Regions from separate parts of the Homo sapiens genome. Here region 1 is linked to region 2. A link is a loop called in an ENCODE intact Hi-C map of the cell type or tissue named here. Cell type or tissue: B cell. All regions are shown on one strand. Region 1 overlaps CDYL (chromodomain Y like). Region 2 overlaps CDYL (chromodomain Y like).

The links. Hi-C counts contacts between places; a loop is a spot of excess contacts. Peaks named below come from ENCODE experiments on the same cell type or tissue, not always from the same donor. Only the 100,000 strongest peaks of a DNase experiment are listed, where the experiment ranks them.
Region 1: it touches region 2 in a loop (1.9-fold over the local background); 2 of 110 quality-filtered maps call a loop at or near these places.

Annotation. Positions count from the first base shown.
Region 1 is chr6:4,788,349-4,790,848 of GRCh38, forward strand. All of the region lies in intron 1 of CDYL (chromodomain Y like), which reads left to right. Among named protein-coding and RNA genes, the nearest start is that of CDYL, 13 kb to the left of the region's middle. RefSeq lists an enhancer at 376-920. In B cell, CTCF peaks have their summits at 1,080, 1,280 and 1,485; a DNase peak (open chromatin) is centred at 1,043; H3K4me3 peaks cover 486 bases; H3K27ac peaks cover 550 bases.
Region 2 is chr6:4,883,543-4,886,042 of GRCh38, forward strand. All of the region lies in intron 1 of CDYL (chromodomain Y like), which reads left to right. Among named protein-coding and RNA genes, the nearest start is that of CDYL, 110 kb to the left of the region's middle. In B cell, no CTCF peak of the experiment used is centred here; a DNase peak (open chromatin) is centred at 1,319; H3K27ac peaks cover 1,067 bases.

The sequences.
Region 1 (2,500 bases), 95 kb before region 2:
TGGTGGTGCCTGTAGTCACAAGTACTCGGGAGGCTGAGGCAGGAGAATCACTTGAACCCAGGAGGTGGAGTTAGCAGTGAGCCGAGATCACCTCACTGCACTCCAGCCTGGGTGACAGAGTGAGACTCTGTCAAAAAAAAAAAAAAAAAAAAAAGGCTTTTCAGTAGTGGAGCAGGTCTCTGTGAAGAAAAGTGCTTCCCTTAGAGTTTGAAAAGGAACCCTTGGGGCAAATAAGGACGTCCCTAGGCCCTGAAGGTGGGTCAGGAACTCTCAAAGATTGAAACACCACCCCTCCCCCACCATATTCCTGAGCCCTCACTCTCCTGGGTCACTGGGGTGGGAACTGTAAGGATGGAAATTCCAATCCTTTCTGTGCTTCCCCACCACCATTCGGCAGCAGAAGTGTGTAATTCATATCTAGTGTGACCCGTGTTTCTCCGGAATTTGTGGTCTGCCTGTCGAACAGCCAGCCCCCTTCCCACCCCACCTGTTAGGATCCCCGCAGGCTTTGCTCTGCTGTTCTGGGATGAAGGATGTTGCTGCTTCCTCCATTGTGCCAGGTGGACCAGCCTCTGGCCCTGTCCCTCAAGGTGAAGCTATGTGAGTTAGAGCCCTCCCTGTCTTGTAGCTACATGGCGGGCCAGGTGCTGCTCCTCCTGGCTTTACATTCTGTCCCGGGAATAGCCAAGCCATACTGCTTCATGCAGAAGCTCCTGGTTTTCGTGTTTTTTGTTTGTTTGTTTTTGAGACAGGGTCTTGCTCTGTTGCCCAGGCTGGAGTGCAGGGGCATGATCTCTGCTCACTGCAGCCTCTGTCTCCTGGGCTCAGGTGATCTGCCTACTTCAGCCTGCCGAGTAGCTGGAACCATGGGTGTGCACCACCGTGCCTGGCTAATTTTTGTATTTTTAGTAGATACGGGGTTTCGCCATGTTGGCCAGGCTGGTCTCGAGCTCCTGGGCTCAAGCAATCTGCTCCTTAGCCTCCCAAGGTGCTGAGATTGCAGACGTGACCTGCCGCGCCTGGCTGCTCCTGGGTTTCAGTTGCGCTTCTCTCCCCTAGTGGTGTCTCTGGGCACGGTGGGCCCTCCGCACCACATCTGTCTTGCTGGGCCGGTTTTATTTCTGTTTCCCTGGCCCTGGCAGCCTCCCCGCCCTAGGCATCTCCCCCACTCCCAGTGGGCAGGAACTCCAGTGATTCAAACTTAAATGGCTGCTACCCAGTACAGTCCTTGAGGAGCTCTGCAGTGCTCTGTGAGCTTTTGAGGGGCCATGTGCATCAGAAAGCACCTGCCACTAAAAATTGTTGTAGAATCAGTTATCTGAACTCTGGGTTCAGCGTTGTTCCCAAATGACTTTGCTCTGTTTCCCTAGCTCTCCTGCCTTTGGCCCTATCTGGCTCTTTCCCACCTACTCTGGGTGTTACTCTTCTCACCTGCCCCTGGGTAGGGCCCCCGCAGCACTCCATGGAGTAATGGGGAGTTGAACCATTCAGAGAAGTGTAGTTTCCTGTTCTTAATGAAAGACATCAGGTGAACAATAAAATCCTCCTGTTCCTCTAAAACAAATCGCCTTTCAGACGACAGAAAGCTGCCCTTTATGCCTTTGTGCTCCCCCTTCCCTGTGGGTTATTTGTCCTTGCTGGAGAATGGGTTTTCTCTCCTGCTGTACATCATTGAGGACATCATCCTGTCAGGGTTTTGCTAGGCTGGTGTTGTGTGGATATTGATAATGATAAAAAGCAACAAGCATATAGGAAGATTTGCTGTTCTCCTCAGTTATCTCTTTTGGATATATGCTGTATTAGCAAGAAGCTATTTACTCTTTCAGTAAGTGTTTGTTAAGGGTGGTGGTATTTGAAAGCCTTGAGTTTATAAAGTACTAATGAAACCTTTTAAATACGAAGACAGCTTTTTACTTAACAAATGTATAGTGAGCAGTTAACAATGGGACTTAATACTATGTGTAAGTGACCTTTTGCATGCTGTATAAAAGCTTGTCAGAGTTCAGGAGGTGTTACTGCTGTGGTTTTGGGTTTGCTTGAGAACATTAGATGTTATTTTTCTCCAAGACACATACTAGTGACCTTAACAACAACAAACTCATTTTTCTTGGTATGAGGACTAGAGTTAGGAGAATTTCTGAAGCGCTTTTGGAAAGTAGGCGGACATTTGAGTTCCTCATCTGCCTTTTCCCCTGGTCATCATACATGGGATCATTAAGCAGAACACAGAGCAGACTTGACTAAAGCAATGACATTTTGTAATGTAGCTTATGGAAGTAGAATAGGAAGGCTCAGCTAATTACCTGTAATTTCAAAGGCAGCCAGTAGGTTTCCTGTGTACAGCACCTTGGAAATCTTTTGTATGGACCCAAAAATGAGTGACTAATTACAGAATAGAAAATGAATAAGCTTTGTACGAGGTTAAGCAAATTTGCAGGAAGAATGTATTTAATGCATCATCATGGAAAGCAATTTTTGACTGTCATCAACGATTTCAAGT
Region 2 (2,500 bases):
TGAGTGCCACCTGACTGGTGGAGCAGGCAAACAGGATAGATTGGACTGACCACTGTCAGGCAGTTCTTCCAAAAACAAGGGCAAGACTCAGTGATTGAACTGAGCTGTAGACCTTTAAGAGCCATAGCCATCTAGAAAGCTCTGTTGAAGGCACTGTCAGCCTATGCCCCTATGATGCAGGGCTCACTGGTAATTGTAAGCAGCACTTTCCAGGACCAATGCAACACTGAGACTGCACTCTCCCTCTGTGAAGGGCAGGTATTATCTCCCTTGTCTTCCTCCTAGAAGCATAGTGACTTGCACCTTAGCAGTGATCATCAGAGAACTTTGAGTATGTAAAGAAAAAAACTCCATCAGATCCTGTAGTCCTCATAGAACAGTGGCAAACTCTCCAAAATGAGTCTACCCTTGAGTATCTGGGGCAGCCCCCCAGAGGGATCATTGACTCACCATGTGTGTGCATCCTACAAGTAGCTTTCCCCACTGTGAGAGCCATAGACATGGTGGTAGGAAATTTGTCCATGACGTTCTCTAAAGTGATCCATAAAAGCATCTGGAAGCATTCATTAATGGATGATAGGATTGCTGTAGATTTCCTCCTTTGGGCCAAGACACAGTTCGTGCAATTGCTAACACATCTTGTATTATCCGTGTCAGTGGCCCCAACCAAAAGGAAATGTCCAGAAGCTTCAGGAGAAAGCCACGTGGCTTGCTAAGGTGGACCCTGATGTTTTATGGTATTGCTTTAGCTGGCTGGGTCCAGGATGCCGGGAAGCATGGTTAAGGTCAGGATTTTAGTTTGGCTCATCATGATAATTGGAGTCCTGTTGATAGCAGCTTTTATTAGATGTGTGAGACAAATTGAGTGGATTTGGTTCCAGCCTGTATTAGATTGATCAGAGTAGCTAATGGAGTGGATACTCAGAGGGAAATTTGACAGAAGCCGAGACAGTATAAATACAAGGAGTGGGTCTTGTTGGGAGAGAGTTCTCCAGGGATCTTTTGCATTTCTGTATGTCTCTGGAAAAGAGAGTGAGCGCATTTGTGGTGGACTGTCTTTTCAGTAGTGTTGGTGTAAGCAGTTAGCCTCGGAGACAAGATAGTGTCTCCAGGCCATAGGTAAGTTTGTTTACTGCGCTGTAGGATAAAGATGGGATGTGGGCAGGCATGCCCATTATAAGCATTTGGGATCCCCAAGCTCAGGGATCCTTTCTTGTAATGTAACCTATTGTTCCAGCAGTTTTTACCTGACTGTCTTTGTATTGCCCTGTAGGAATTACAGGCTCAGGTAACCGGTACAAGCAATGCTAATAGGCTGACAGCTGCTCCTGCTGTGGGTAGGAAAAGCGGTAGTCCCCGTTTACCCTTTAAGCTTTCACTTTCCACAGTTTCAGTTACCCGTGTTCAACCATGGCCCAAAAATATTAAATGGAAAATTTTAGAAACTATTTATAATTTTTTTTTTCTTTGAGGCAGGGTCCCACTCTGTCACCCAGTCTGGAGTGCAGTGGTGTGATCACAGCTCACTGTAGCCTAGACCTCCTTGGCTCAAGTAATCCTCCTACCTCAGCCTCCCAGGTAGCTGGGATTACAAGTGTACTCCACCATGCCCAGCTAATTTTTTTATATTTTGTAGAGATGGGGTCTTGCTATGTTGTCCAGGCTGGCCTCAAACTGCTAGGTTCTAGCAATGCTGCCACCTCAGCTTTCCAAAGTGCTGGGATTACAGACGTGAGCTACTGTGCCCAGCCAATTCATTATTTTAACTTGTGTACCGTTCTGAGCAGGGTGATGAAATTTTATGTTGTCTTGATGTGTCTTGCCCAGGACGTGAATTGTTCCTTTGTTCAGTGTCTCCATGCCATAGATGCTACCACCTCATTAGTGACTTAGTAGCTGGTTCAGTTATCAGATGGATCAGAGTGCATATAGGGCTGGGTTTTATCCGAGGTTTCAGGCATTGGCAGGGGGTCCTGGAGTATATCCCCCACTGATAAGGGGTGACTGTTACACTGTTTCTCTGATGAGGACTCTTGTCTTCTGCCAGCATCCATGAAAATGTCAAAAACAAGTTATAGCTTGGTAGTTTGCAAGCAGGTAAAATCTCAGACCCTTCAAATTTCCTTTTGTCTCTTGCGAAAAGTTCTTTTAGCTCTTATTCTTCTGAAAGTGTCTTTATTTCACTTCCCCCTTTCTTTAAACTGCTTTTTTGAGATTAACTCACATACCAGTTTACCCATTTAAATTAGAGAATTCAGTGGCTGTTAGCATATACAGTTTTGTGTCCGTCACCACAGTTGAGTTTTGTACATTTTCATCACCTCAAAAAGAAATCTAGTATCCATTAGCTATCATCTTCCTATTTACCCCTGTTACCTTCCCCCCAGGCCTAAGCAGCCACTAGTCTATTTTCTGTCTCTATAAAATGGCCCATTCCGGTTATTTTTTATAAATGGCATCATGTATGTGACTGACTTCTTTTACATAGCGTAAGGTTTTT